Linked DNA regions of Mus musculus: region 1 is linked to region 2. A link is a loop called in an ENCODE intact Hi-C map of the cell type or tissue named here. Cell type or tissue: left cerebral cortex. All regions are shown on one strand. Links, peaks and the distances in the headings refer to the core of each region. The heading gives the core; the rest is flanking DNA.

Region 1 (7,788 bases), core at 1,710-4,209, 250 kb before region 2:
GGGCATTTTTCAAGTATCATCAAATATTTACTAGCAGTTCTCTCTCAACTCCTCCTGGCTCTGTTCTTGCCTCTCTCAGTCTGGAATTGATATATAGATCAGGCTGGTCTTAAACTCATGAAGATCTCCCTCCAAAGTGTAGGCACCAAAGTAGTTTGCTTTTTTTTTTTTCCTTTCTCTAACAGGTTTTCAAAGTGTTTATATTAGAGTTATGGCCCGTGCTAGCTAAAATATACTACTTCTTAATATTTTGAGTCAATAGCTTAAACCATTGATTAAAGAATCATAGACTCAGTCAGGCAGTGGTGTCTCATGCCTGTAATCCCAGTACTCGAGGCAGAGGCAGAGGCAGAGGCAGAGGCAGAGGCAGAGGCAGAGGCAGAGGCAGAGGCAGAGGCAGAGGCAGAGGCAGAGGCAGAGGCAGAGGCAGAGGCAGAGGCAGAGGCAGAGGCAGAGGCAGAGGCAGAGGCAGAGGCAGAGGCAGAGGCAGAGGCAGAGGCAGAGGCAGAGGCAGAGGCAGAGGCAGAGGCAGAGGCAGAGGCAGAGGCAGAGGCAGAGGCAGAGGCAGAGGCAGAGGCAGAGGCAGAGGCAGAGGCAGAGGCAGAGGCAGGGGATCTCTTGAGTTCAAGGCCTGATCTACAGAGTGAGTTCCAGGATAATCAGGGCCACACAAAGAAACCCTGCATCAATCCTGCCCCCTCCCCAAAGAATCATAAACCCAGTTGACACTTACCTGGGAGAATCCCTCTCACCTACATTTGAAGACCAGGCATTAATCTGTTCACATGCTATGTATTCAGTGCAGAATCTTCCCTTTTCAACGAAGACATTACTCATAGACTCAGAACCAGAAAGTTCAGTTGTAGCCCAAGGACAGATAATAAAGACAATAGAAACCGAGTTTCTGTTTGGGAAGTCTATAAAACCCTCATGTGGAAGGTAGTTTGTTACTCTTGTATCAGCGTCCCCAGGATGGACCTCGGATTTATTGTTTGAGACAAGATCTCACTCTCTTATCCAGGCTTGTACTTCTGGGCTCAAAGATGCTCTGCTTAAGCCTCCAGAGCAGCTGGAGCTACGGACCTATGCTCCCACAGGTGATGCTAAGAGTTGATTAACTAGAAAGATTCACAACTAAAAGAATTACAATTACAGTATGGTTGTCGCAGTGAATTTTGCTCCTTTCAAAAATCATTGTTCAAACTTCATTCTCTCCGATGCTCATGCCTATTCCATACTCTATTGCACTGTTTTCTTCTTTTTAATTCCTCCTCCTCCTCACCCTCCTCCTCCTCCTCCTCTCCCTCCCTTCTCTTCTTCTTTTCCTCCAGATAGGGTTTCGATGTATAGCCCTGACTGTTTTAGAACTAGCTCTGTAGATCTCCAGCTTACTGCCTCTGCTTCCCTAGTGCTGAGACTAATAATGGAGAATGCCACTCTACTGGCAAGACCTCACAGAGAGGTCTCCTGCTCAAGTGTATTTCTGCAAAGTAGGCAGCGTTTCCATTCCCAGGTGTGTCTACTTGCCATTCAAAAGCGAATGCTTGTTAGACAAGTTCCCATTTTGAAAACTCATGTACAGGCATTGACAGGAAGGAGGGAAGAGAGTTGCAGGGTCAATAGGATGGCAGCACACTGATCGGTGTCTTTTTATTCAGGCTACATGTATCTCATAATATATGGTACATACACACGCGCGCGCGTGCGCGCGCGCACACACACACACACACACACACACACACACACTCACACACACACACACACACTTTACAAAAAGTTACACAGAGCAGCAATTTTTGAGCTTTATTTTAAGGGACACACAGGATTGCATAATAAGGTGTGGAATATAGTAATGTTATTATTATAACATTCTGATGTTAGTTGAAAACTAAGTGTTGTTCTGAGCCATGTAAATCTTCAGAAGACAGGTTTTTGTTTTTGTTAGCACAGTGGAAGGCAAAATGAGTTCCGCCAAGAACAACTTTAAAAGAAGCAGCCACTGTTGACGAGACCGACTTTAGAAATCGCTTTCTGAAAGTCTGCATTAAAGGACTACGGAATCTCAGCAGCCAAATCAGGATGGCTTACACCGTGCTGCTCATGAAACTCACACAGGCACTTTGAATATGTTCTTTAAGAGTCGGTGTGCTTTTTAGAAAGATAAGTTGAAATACTAATTCCAAGCAGTTAAATCTAACTTGAAAAGGTTCAGTGAGTTTCTATTTCTCATTAACAAGAACAGTAAATTTTGATTTAAAGTTTACATAAACCGGGCGAGGTGACGCACGCCTTTAATCCCAGCACTTGGGAGGCAGAGGCAGGCGGATTTCTGAGTTCGACGCCAGCCTGGTTTACAGTGAGTCCCAGGACAGCCAGGGCTACACAGAGAAACCCTGTCTCGAAAAACAAAAAAAACAAAAAACAACAAAAAAGTTTACATAAAAAAGTTGTTTATCAACTACAAATGTACGAGAGACAGTAGTGTCCTGAAACACATCTTGGTGGTAGGCGGCAAATCTAGCCATCTGAGCTGTCAGTGGTTTCCGCGTCTGTGCGGTAAAGGAGAGGTTTCCCGGCCAGTGGCTCAGTGGGTGGTTCCCCAGCTAGTGGCTCTGCTGGTCCCCACTGGTGAAAAAGTTCGCATCTCTTGGACCGCCTCTTCCTGGCGCTGACTTCACGCGTGCTCCTGCGCCTGCTCGCGGCGGATACTGACCGGCTACGTTCCCGCCATATATTTAAGTTTCATTTCCAGCGGCCACTGAGAGTTCCCCTTTTCGCGGCCTTTCTTCGAAGTCGATTTATTCTTTCCCGGACCGAAGAGCGGCAGATATGGAAGATCCGCGTAGAAGGACGACGGCGCCACGCGCTAAGAAGCCGTCCGCGAAGCGCGCCCCGACGCAGCCCAGCAGGACCAGGGCCCACGCGGAAAGCTGCGGCCCGCAAAGGGGGGCTCGATCGCGGCGGGCGGAGCGTGACGGGGACACCACGGAGAAGCCACGTGCCCCAGGGCCCCGAGTGCATCCAGCAAGGGCCACTGAGCTCACCAAAGATGCACAGCCCTCGGCCATGGACGCGGCAGGAGCCACCGCGCGGCCTGCCGTCCGGGTGCCCCAGCAGCAGGCCATCCTGGATCCGGAGCTGCCCGCCGTACGGGAGCCCCAGCCGCCCGCGGATCCCGAGGCGCGGAAAGTCGTAAGGGGACCTAGCCACAGAAGGGGCGCGCGCTCCACCGGGCAGCCCAGAGCGCCGCGAGGGTCCAGGAAGGAACCGGACAAGCTAAAGAAGGTGCTGGACAAATTGAGATTGAAACGCAAAGATATCTCGGAGGCGGCCGAGACGGTGAATAAAGTTGTGGAACGCCTGCTGCGCAGAATGCAGAAACGGGAGTCGGAGTTCAAAGGTGTGGAGCAGCTGAACACTGGCAGCTACTATGAACATGTGAAGGTGAGCGTCAAGACCTGCTGGAGGGGCTCCGGCCCCACTCCTCACTTGCCTCCTCAGCTGTTTGGGGGTCCCACACTCTTAGGGCCCCCCTCCCTTGGAACACCCCAGTCTTTTTTTTTTTTTTTTAATTCATCCAGTTAGCTCACAGCAAGCAATATTGATAGCTAGTTAGTTTGCTTTGGAGGGATGGGACAGGTGACCTTAAAGTAGTCGCAGGGGAGTCATCTTTATTAATCCTTCCCCAACTATAGCCTCTAGATTGAATCTAGTCCATCCCTGAGACTTTGGGACCGCCTGCAATTAGGGCAGAATTGTATACAACTAATTGGGAGAGGTGGCTGGGTACTCAAGTGAGGGTCCGTTGACATTGTCGCACCCCCTATGAGCGAACGTCATCTACAAGCCTACCTCTAATGCTCTTCGGAGAGTAGGCCCGGCTGAGTTCCTGAAGATGATGGTGATAGCTATTCTCTGCTAGTGAAATGAGCCAATTCAAGCCAAATTAAAATATATTAAGGCAGGTTTATTAGAAAGCTGCTCTTGGGCAGGTTCACTGGTCCTAAGAAAAAGGCCAGGGTAGTCACTGTGGGGAGGGAGACAGAGGGAAGAGGGAAGAGAGAGAGAGAGAAAGAGTGTGCCCACGCAGGGAGAGAGAACATACAGAGAGGCAGAGTTGGGTAGAGAAGGAGGAAGAGAGAGAAGAGAGAAGAGGGGAGAAAGGGAGAGGGAGAAGGAAGGGAGGGAAGGAAGGGAGAGAGAGAGAGCGAGAGCGAGAGAGAGCGCACAAAATGCCCACATTATATAGAGAAGAGCTGCTTCTGGCGGAGGGGAAGCCCAGCCCCTTGGCTGAAAGGTTCAGGGCAGAGGCTGAAGTATGCTAGCCATGCTCTGTAACAGGTAGGGACTGAGGGACCTGGGAGAACCTGGAGGCCAGGTCGGCTTTGGTTAAATGCGCACCTGGATCTGAATCCAGACACCTCAGCCTTTTGTTGATAATAAATGAATAAGGGGCCTCGCAATTGTCTATGGCTACTTTGCTGACATTGGGGTGCCATGATCAGGGAAGGGGTTCAAAACTGGAATGCTGACCAAGTCTGAGAAGAGCAGGCTGTGTAACTTGCTGTCCAGGTTGTGGGACTGTTCTGGATTTGGGATGCTAATAACAGATAGGAGCAGAAGATAAAGTTAAGGAGGTTAGGGAGAAAAAGAAATTTTCTTGGGTGTACATTTGAAACCTTTAGGCCCATGGTCTTGGTAGTTGGGGTGGGGCTCCCAGGACCAGGGAAAGGGGACTAGATCCCCCCTCAGGAATACACAGGTAGGGGAGGGAAGCAGGTTATTGATTGGCAGTACTTATCTGGAGTCAATTTGACCTGTGAGAAGTGGATTCGAGTGGATGCCCTGAAGCTTAGAAGTATCTTTTTAAGTTTACAAAAAGAGATAAATATTAGAAGTGTTAGTTTTACCACTGTTCCATGTTAAACTCTGAACTTTGAGGTCTCACCACAATGATAGCACAGCGAGGGGAGGGAACGGGAGGGAAGGGGAAGAGATCTGAAGCATTTTCCTTCTCCCTTAGCTCACTTTCCTTAGCATTCAAGGTTTTCACGACCTCCAACCTTCATACCTTACCTTTAGCAACCTCAGAACACCTTGCTATTTCCTCGCGCACTTTCTTAGACGCTTTCCTAGCCTCAGACCTTACATAAACTGTAAACTGTTTTTCTGTTCAAAATCACCATGAGACACTGGCGGGAACACTCACTGTAAAGTGAGTTCCTTTAGTAAGAAATAGTAAAAAGTTACTTCTCTCATTGGTCTTCAAAGTCTTCAGAGACCTGAGAAGGATAAAATTTACCTAAGTAAGCAGGAACAATAATCCAAAAATGGCCTATATATCAACTAAAACGACCGAGGCGAGTCTAAAGTCTACTACCTAAACAATTGTCCCAGGCTCTGTGGCCTCCATGGCACCTTGTGCAGAGGCAGTCTTTGGCCATTTGGTCCAGACTATGAGAGGCTTTTCCTGTGGAGGAGGAACATGGGAGAGACAGACCTCACCTTGTCTTAGGCAGCATGGACAATTAACTCTCTGGTGTCCTGTTTGTCCATGGTTCAGGCTGGCCCTAGCCTGGGCAAGGCAATGTGGCAGTCTTTCTTGGTGATTAGTGTAGTACAAGCTAGGTGGAGTCCTTTACCGATATGCCAGGATCTTCTTGGCGACCTTGAGGTGGTCACTGCCAGGATTTAGGAGTTTCTGTTTGTCATGGTAAGTTTAAGCCTCTTAAATGCCAGATTCAGCAGGTCTCTGAAGTGCCTGAGGACCATCTGTCAATCTAAAGCATACTGGAATAGACAAACTTTGCTTGTTTCTAGTTGCCAGTCCTAGGTTTAACCTTAAAAACATGTGCAGGTGGGCAAATGAGCTTGAAGAGCTAGTGCAGACTAATCGTATCTGGTATCTGAGTTAAACAGTCACTGTCTGTTTTTTTTTTAACCTCTTACAGTTTAGTTACCTCTTCTAAACTGTACCTGTAATATTAAAATGAAATACCTTTTTAAGACATAGAGCATAGCCATAATTTTCAGAAGACAAAAACTAAGTTCTAGCAAGTGCAAACAATGTAAGGTCTCCAAAGTTAATACCAAGTGGGTGACTATTATGTTACACGGTTTGCCTGTCAGGTAGGGACTGAAGGATGCTGGGAGAACCTGGTGGCCAGGGCCACTTTGGCATGTTAAATATGCACCTCAGCTGATTGTCCAGGGCCTGAATCTCAGTAGGTGGCAGTGTGTCCCAGAGGCTAATCCTGTGCAACACTAGTGAGAATTGTAAGAAATAAAGGAAAATGTAGTGGTTTCATTCAAATGATGTGGTAACCCATCCCAGCAGGGAGGCAGAGGCAGGTGAATCTTTGTGAGTTTGAGGCTAGCGTGGTTTACATAGAGAGAGTCCCAAGACAGCTATGGCTCTATCGAGACGCTGTTTCAAACCAAACCAAATAAAAGAATGAGCCACAACAACGTGCAATATGAATGTGTTATAAAAACTAGTGCGCATACCCACTGCAAAACATCAAGCAAAAGAAACTGAATGAGTAAGATCGGCAAAGGGGCAAAAAACTATTATGCACAGATGACATAATTACGTATAAGCTATTAAAACGGCCAGTGAGCTAGCAAGTCTACTAGACACAAAACCAATAAACTAAAAAGAAAAACAATAAACTAAAACCAACTCTTTAAATGTGCTAGCAAGGGAATGCAAATGAGGTACAGATGGAGTAAAAACCAAGTGGAGGGAGGAGAGATAGCTCAGAAGTTAAGGATACTGGCTGCTCTTCCAGAGGACGAGGGTTCGGTTCCCAGCAACTGCATGGGAGTTCAAAATGATCTGTGACTCTCGTTCCAGGGATCCAACACTTTCTTCAGGTTTACACAAGCACTAGGCACATCCGTGGCAAAACACTCACATAAATAAATGAGTAATGTTTAAAAGCACAGCTCAAACTAATGAATGCTGTGTGGTATTTTTATTTACTTTATTCTACTCTGCTATTTTATTTTATGACAGCATCTCAAGTATCCCAGGCTGGCCTCTAACTCACTGTGTAGCCAAGGATGGCCCTCCCGACTTTACCTCTCTAGAGCTGGTATCATACCATCATCCTAACCAGTTTATACAGTTCTCAGCATTGAACCCAGGACTTCATTCATGCTAAGCAAAATAGTCTACCAACTGAGCTCTCTGTGTTATTTAATATAGGAAAAGTATTTATTGTGATTGCTACGGTGATTGTTGAAAACTCGAAAAAGGATTTTTATTGTTGTTTCATTTTTAAACAGAATTTTACTGTGTAGCCCAGGCCAGCTTCTCAAACTTGTGATTCTCTTACCTCAGTCTTCCAAGGGCTCAGATTACAGGTGAGTGTTCCCATGCCAGCCTCAAAACCCATTTCTGTGACCACTGTGGCAGGCATGTGTATTTTGTGATATAAAAGGTAACATCACAAGGTTATTTATTTATTTATTATATGTAAGTACACTGTATCTATCCTCAGGCACACCAGAAGAGGGCGTCAGATCTCATTATAGATGGTTGTGAGCCACCATGTGGTTGCTGGGATTTGAACTCAGGACCTTTGGAAGAGCAGTCAGTGCTCTTACCCACTGAGCCATCTCCCCAGCCCCATCACAAGGTTTTTAATTTTATTTTAAAAAATGTTTTTGGTGACTGTCTTTGTTTGTTTTTTGTTTTTTGAGATAGAGTCTCACTATGAAGCCACAGGTGAAAGAAATTCACTAAATAGACCAAGCTGCTGCCCTCGACTTAGAGAACTCTAC
Region 2 (7,788 bases), core at 2,558-5,057:
AGTAGTGGTCCACGCCTTTAATTCCAGGAGGCAGAGGCAGGGGAATCTCTGTGAGTTCAAGGCCAGCCTGGCCTATAGAGCGAATTCCATGACAGTGAGGACTACAGAAAGAAACCCTGCCTTGAAAAACAAAAACCCAAACCATCAAACAAACAAACCAAAAAAGTAGCCATTTCAATGTGCACGCATGGTTTGCCTTACGCTGTATAAATGCTGTCACTCACAGCTTGAGACAAAAGAACCAGGCACACCCACCAAGGCGTCACATTATTGAGACTGTCTCTGGTATTTGGAGATAGGAACCAGGAATTGATATAATGATTTCATAAATATCTCTGAAAAAAAAAATCTTTTCTAACACCAGCAAAGAGGCAGGCTACTTGAAGTGGGCTATTCTGCGGGAACTGGGGAGTCTTCAATTGCCGCCACAAGACTTTATTTTTTTTCCAGGTAAAAAGAGATCTATGAAATAGCATAAAATATATGAATCATAATGACAAGTTAGAAAATACCAAAGTAAAGCAGTGGTGACACACACCTATAATCCCAGTACTTGGGAGGCAGAGGCAGGTGGATCTCTGTGAGTTTGAGGCCAGCCTGGTCTACAGAGTGCAGATAACCAGGACTATACAAAGAAACCCTGTCTCAAAAAACAAAACTAAATAATACACACACACTGTAAATATCTGTAAAATACAAAATTCTGAATTAAATTATTTTTAAACTTGCAAAGTGCTATCTTTTTCACTAATCACTTCTTCCTACACGAAACATAAAGTGATCCCTGAGCACCATGACACGCATCCCAGGCAGAGGCAAGGGGATCGTGAGCGCACATTTCCACATATCTGGTCATTTAGCAAAATTATTTAGCATTTACTATGTCTATAGAAAGCTTTATTAGACATGCTGTTCATAATATGTTTTGATAAAATACATTATGGCCAATCAGATCAACCTCACACTAAAGATAAAGGTTTTTGCCAAATGAAAAAAATTATCATATTTTTTTTGTTAAGTATACTGAAAGAAATAGTATCACTAAAGCAAAGACAAACAAACAAAATATTACATTATTGGCCTGTTTGGGGGCAGGAGGAGTGCAGTGGGATTGTATTTGCCTCACAAGCATGAAGTGCTGGGTTACACACACACATGCACACACACATGCACACACACACACACACACACACACATGCAGACACACTTATTGGCCTGCTTCTCAATCCTTGCTCAGTCTGCTTTCTACAATAGAATCCTGAAAGGCAGGAGTGGACTTGAGAACCAAAAAAACAAAATAAGGAGGATCTTTTGGCAAGGATCCAGAACCATGGGGTGGTATCACCCACAGCGGGCTGCCCCACCCACCACCAGCCATAAATCAAGAAAATGACCCAGCTGAATGTGGTAGAACTTGATTTTAATCCCAGGATTTGGGAGATAAAAGGCAAGAGGATCTCTTGTGAGTTTGAGGCTAGCCTGGTCTACATAATGAGTTCCAGGACAACAATTACTGCACAGAAGGACCCTGTTTCAAAAAAAAAAAAAGGTGTGTGGGGGGAGGGTAGAGAACAAAGAGAGATGTAGAGGCAGAGAGACAGAGAGAGCATCCCACAGACTTGCCTACAGGCCAAACACCCTGATGGAGTTTTAATTCTTATTTTCTTAAAAAAAAATATTTAGTTATTATTATATCTAAGTACACTGTAGCTGTCTTCAGACACACCAGAAGAGGTTGTCAGATCTCATTATGGATGGTTGTGAGCCACCATGTGGTTGCTGGGATTTGAACTCATGGCCTTTGGAAGAGCAGTCAGTGTTCTTAACCACTGAGCCATCTCTCCAGCCCCAGAGGTTTAATTCTTAATTCAATTGTTTCCTATTCCCAGATGACCCTGGCTTGTGTCAAGTTGTGGGGGTGGGAGGAGAAACAGCTAGCACACAGAGATTGTATGCACATGTAAATTTGTCCAGCCAGGATAGAAGCCTAAAGCAGGTCTTCTAATACTTTTTTCTTGATTCAACAATGTTTAGTATAACCTAAAGATTGGTAATATAGAAAACTATGTCCGTTTAGCCTTCAAAAAGTAAACCCAGTTATCTCCTTGTTTAAGGTACATTGTCAGAGTGAACAAAATAAGTGCAGTAGAAATACTAATTTTGTCCCCAGGAGCCGCCAAGAACAAAAGACAGTTGTCCCCGATTTCATTCAAATGCCAGCAGCATTCTGACCCACACTCATCTTCTCAACTCTGGTTTCTTCTTCTCAAGAGTTGTCCAAGTGTGTACACAGTTCCATGAGCTAGTTCGCCAAGTGGGCTTTTCCTATGATGACCTGGGGGTTGAACCCCACCCAGAAGGATCAGAGAATGTGCACCCATATGCAGCTCCTCAACCCAGAAGCCAGCGCACAGCTCAGCTGGACTGAGCAGAAAGCAGCCATCATGGGTGACAGTTTAGACGGAAAAAGAAGTACAAAATCTTCTAGAAAATGGAAGAACACTTCTCCTAATACAATTGCTTGAGTTAGGCCACAGGTACCGGTTCACAGCTCAGCTCCAACAAAGGCTTAGTTCCAAGGTCAAAAGGAGAGCACATGTGCAAGTCACTAAACATGGAAACCTAGCAACCTAAAAATGTCCCTTCTCCGTCGCAGATTACAGCAACATTTGCTTGTGAGAAAAGAAGTCAGCCTGGCTTCTGTTTTAGAAGTGGGCGGCAATCTCCTGAGCGCGCTTGGGGACCAGCAGCAGCAGTTTCTAGGTGCCTAGTAGGAAGTTACAGGTCTGAGCTAGAGGTGGCTCAACCGTGAAAAGCGCAGAGGACTGGGCTTCATCCCAAAACCCACGTGGCAACTCACAACACTCAGTAACTCCAAGCCCAGAGGATCTGACTTCCTTTTCCGAGCATCCTTGGATGCTGCACACGCGATGCACAGATATGCACACAGACAAAACACCCATGCACAATAAAATTTAAAAAGGAAAAGAAATGAGAAGAAAATTCTAGGGTGAAAATTCAATCAGTCTGCCCTGGGGGTCGCAGTCAGCATGGAACCATTGTCCATTCTTCCCATGAACTAGGTCAACATGGAACACCAGATCTCGTGGCAGCTCTCAGTTGGTTATGTGGATTTTTTACTGCAGCCATATGGCACTCCTGCGGGACACAGCACCCCTGTGGGACAGAGACTCTGACCCAGCTTGTATTAGGTATCTCCTCCCCATCTTTCATACTCAGAAACTAAACTTCTTATTAATTAAGCCGATTGGTTAATGTTCATAGAACACCAATGGTTTATACACTTGCTTAGATGAAAAAATAAAGCCAAGAGACTCAAATCTACCTGGGTCTTTGTAGCTATGTAAGAATAAACAAAGCAGGCTGCCATGTGGTATTTAAAGGCTAGGGCAAGTCTGAGAAACAAACCGATAAACACCTCACCAGAGCTTGCTCCTTCGAGAAGCCCTGCATTTCATTTTAGCACAGCTCCCTGCACGTGCAGGACCAGGAGGAAAACTCCAGTGTTCGATCATTTGAGTTAAGTCTTCTGAACACGTGGAGGAGACGCGGAGAAGCACAAAGGTACTCTATGGCTGGCCCCTGCTTCCTTTCTAAGTAGGTAAAAAATAACTGAGATTTTCCTAGAGAGAATATGTGTGTGAGAGTGTGGGCATGTATGTGTGGTGTGCATGTGTGAGCATGTGTGGACGCCCAAATACTAATGAGTATTTTCAAATTCAAATTCAGTTAAAACCCCACTTAAGTCTTATGTATTTCAGCTAAAGTCATCCCCGTTGGGTCCTGGCAAATGTATTTATTGAGTGCTCTGCTGCATATACACCCATATGCCAGAAGAGGGCATCAGTTCCCCTTATAGATGGTTGTGAGCCACCATTTGGTTTCTATGGGGATTGCAACCCCAAAGGAAGAACAATATCAACTGGACCAACCCAGAATTCCCAGAGACTAAACCACCAACCAAAGAGAGATTCATGGTACCAGATACTTATGTAGCAGAGGATGGCCTTATCTGATATCAAAGGGAGGCCCTCTGTCCTGTGGACATTTGATGCCCCAGCTCAGGGGGGTGCTAGAACAGTCGGGGGGCGGGGGTAGGTGAATGGGTGGAGGAGCACCCTCATAAAGGCAAAGGGGAGGGGGCAGAGGGGGGTGGGATGGCAGGGTTGTGGAGGGGTAACCGGGAAGGGGAATATCATTTGAACTGTAAACAAATAAAATCATTTTTTAAAAAAAAGTCTTATGTATTTACTTTGTTGTGCCCAGATTGTAAAAACCCCAAAGAGACCATCAGGAATCACAACCTGCTATAATTGCATGAGGGTCTTTATTCAAGCTCGAGCTTGGGCCACCAACCTTCCTGATGAAACAGGAAAGAGAGTGAACCCCCAGGTCTAAGTGAAGGGGGTTTATAAAGGAAAAAACTGCAGGCCGGGTTTCCAAGCCTTGGCATTCCATGAGAGGGTAAAGGAATTCTGCTCTTCAAACCTGATATCAGGTTTGTTCTGACAGCGGGGCGGAACGTGCAGCTGGAAAGGAACCTTTCCGACCTGGGAAAAGTACCTTGTGCTATAGGAAGCTGGTGTAGTTTTACAACTGGCCACAGCTGTCTGGGAACACTTAATTGTCTCTTTTTCATAGTCTAAGAGTGGGCTGTTATCATTTCAAGGGTATTGGGTTCTGTTTCCTTCGAGGGCAGGAGCCATCTGCACCTGAGAAAAGTTGGTTGTTAATCAAAAGGGGGTATGAGTCTCAGGGGAGGCTACGGGATGCTGCTTTCTTGTTCCCAAGGCTGGCATTTGCGCTCCCGAGTACGTACACACACACACACACACACACACACACACACACACACACACACACACACACACACACACACACACACACACACACACACACACACACACACACGAGCATCGTCACAGGGAGGGAGTGCTAACTGCTCTGACTCCACACAGGGCCAGGAGAGTGTAGGATTTGATGTGCAGGTTTCTCAGGTCTCTTCAACTTTTGAAGTTATAATGTGTGAGGGTGTTTTGGTGTGCCCAGTCATACTTAAGCTGTGCACAGACAACGCACGCGTGTCCATTGGATAGATGTCCATTTGCTATTTTCTTCAGAATCATGAGAGACTAGAAGTTAGACAGACAGGGAGAGGGGCCATGGATATGTAAGAAACCTGATGAACTTCCAAGATGGCTGGCTTCTTCTATACCCTCCAGGCTGAGACAAAAGCCTGGCCCCTTAAAACCAGGGCCTTGCAGGCTTTTACCTCCCAGCAGCAGGCCACTGCTGAGGGACTAACTCAACACCTTCTAGGCCATCTGGATTAGGGCTGGTTTACACGAGAGTCACAGGCCAGAGAAACTTCTTTTCTTTAAAGTGATTACCCTATATTGGGGGGGGGGGGTCTTCAGAGACTAAACAAACAAACAAACAAACAAATCCAGCCCTCGAGAAGAGATCGGGGATTTTTAGATTTTGTGGCTTCAGTGTTGCAGATCTTTTCTCTGTGTGTCTGCTGCATGTGGGTGGTTGCTTGCCTCCAGCAAGCCCCCTTCTTCAGCTGCTGAGTCTCTGCTCCTGTCTGCAGGGTTTGAGATTTCTTCACTGCTATCTGTTGCAGTTGAAATTCCTCCTGCCTTTTAATTACTTAAATGGCAGAGAAAACGAACCCTACCAAGACCTTTAGACCATACCAACCGCTCATCTACTAGGCAGAAAAAATTTGTGCCTTTTATTTGGCCTAAACAAGCTTTGAGATAGTGAACAGCAAATAAATCACAAAGTTAAAACAATTGCGGATTATAAACTGTAGCTTTAGCAAAATTATGTAACTACTCAGTGCAAGAGGAGTACACACACACACACGCACGCACACACATGTACGCACTCACTCACCTTATTCTTGTGGGATTGTTGTCTCCAGGCACTGGAAAGAAGCGGTTCTGCGAGCGAAAGTTCACCGTCCTGCAGGTCGTTTTGGAAGCTCCGCCCACCAGCCATTGAACATTTAAGAAATGTACACGCCCCCTAGGCACGTTGGTTAACGCTTTGTTTCCCGGGGAGAAGAACAGGTTTGCTCTAAAAGTTTTCGCTGACTCATTACTGAGTACACTCTTTGGGGGTGCTGACGCGAGGACTCCGATTCCTGTGCTGGAAGTGTTTACATTCTCTACGGGGGAACCCAGTAATATAAGCAGTTCAGATAAATGCACTGTATTCAAAATAACTATAACATCAACCTATTGAAAGGTTAGAGCTTGCAGATTTGTGAATTCATTGTATTCATTGCCAACAAAAGTACAGTAGAGAGGAATCAGCGACTGGGAGCATCGTGCTGTGGTCCATTCTTGTGATGCTAAAATAGACACTCAAGACTTTATTTTTGAAAACAAATTAGAGACGTACAGTTCTGGAGGTTGGGCAAGCCAAAATTGAGGGGCTTTCTTTCACTTGCTGAGGATGGGGTAAAATAAAAGAAAAAAAAAAGTGTGCCCTCCCTTGACGAGAGAGAAAGCGGCAAGCTCGTGCATTCACCTTAGGGGTGGACTCCCGATGAATGGGAAACTTTGCCCCCTCCCTCTCTTTCTCCTTAAAGAATTTTTTCCCCTTTCATTTTACCCTGTAGAATGGGGCAGATGGTTAAAAAGGCATGACCGCCATTCCTGGAACAGTCATAGGCAGCCCATCAAGAACCGTTTGTAGTTAAGGTTACAGGTGGGGCATAGCTCTGCCTTTGAGAAACAGAGGTACAGTCATGAACAGGAATAAACCTAGTTTGTCTTTACTGTAGGACGGCTTTGAAGCCTAAAACTGAGGCAAGCTAGTTCTTCAGTACCTAACCCGCTCCTCAGTGACATTAATTCACTCGTGACAGCGGAGCCCTCATCCACCTTATCACCTCTTTAAAAGTGCTGCCCCTCAAACCAGTTGCCCCAATGCAAAATGGCTTACGTTTCTGTAACAGGCTGGCAAAAATACATTTGAAAAGAGACACTTTGTGTCTCTCAGTCCGACTATCAGACTACGGAAACAATGGACCTCAAAGAAAAGGGACACTCCCCAGGAATCCAGTCAGAGGGGGATCTTGTCTCCTGGGAAACATTCCTTTGGCACAGTTTCTAAGAGTTAGTCAGAACGTCTTACAAGATGAGACTGAAGCACAGAAAAGCAGTGAGCACACGTGACCACTGCCTAGACCAGGACCGCTTAGATGTGCGTGCCTGAGGCTCTCTGGTTAAACTCTGAACTCACTTCAGTACCTGGAAGATGGACTTGAGGTGGGGAAGATGGGTGTGTCCCTGGATGCCTGGATCCCTGTTCTTTTTCCATATTGACTAAGTTTCCTTTTTCTGCTCTCTGCCCCCACCCCCACCCCCGGCCCCCCAAGACAGGCTTTCTCTGGTCTAGCCCGGCAGCCCTGGAATTTGCTCCCTAGACTAGGTTGGCCTCAAACTTACAGAGGTCTGCCTGCCTTTGCTGGGATTAAATCAAATTTAATTGTAGATCAATCATCTTAACTCTTAAAGGTGAGAGCAGGTTTTGATTTGGTTGTGGCAAAGAATCTTGGTAGGATGATGAGGCTCGAAAGAGTCCGGGAACTTAAGAAAGGCTCATGAAGCTACTCTTTGAGGTTAAATTAGTAAGACAGTTATGGAAGAGAGGCTGCCTTTGTGCAGCTGACTTCAAGCTGTCCAATAAGCTCTGGGATATAGCTCTCATTACCCATGCTGAGGTGGACTTCTCAGAGACGCAGCTTCCCTA

What was found. Hi-C counts contacts between places; a loop is a spot of excess contacts. Peaks named below come from ENCODE experiments on the same cell type or tissue, not always from the same donor. Only the 100,000 strongest peaks of a DNase experiment are listed, where the experiment ranks them.
Region 1: a loop joins it to region 2, with 2.5 times the contacts of the local background. A loop is called at or near these places in 1 of 42 quality-filtered maps.

Annotation. Positions count from the first base shown.
Region 1 is chr9:78,438,120-78,445,907 of GRCm38, reverse strand. It overlaps Cgas (cyclic GMP-AMP synthase), which reads left to right and starts at 2,671. Exons shown (of 5, transcript NM_173386.5): 1 at 2,671-3,444. The coding sequence starts at 2,830. It also overlaps a transcript of Mto1 not described here. In left cerebral cortex, for the core only: no CTCF peak of the experiment used is centred there; a DNase peak (open chromatin) is centred at 2,687; H3K4me3 peaks cover 1,046 bases.
Region 2 is chr9:78,190,199-78,197,986 of GRCm38, reverse strand. Gsta4 (glutathione S-transferase, alpha 4) reads right to left here and starts at 6,021. Exons shown (of 7, transcript NM_010357.3): 1 at 5,923-6,021. In left cerebral cortex, for the core only: a CTCF peak has its summit at 3,856 (motif pointing right); DNase peaks (open chromatin) are centred at 2,747 and 3,860.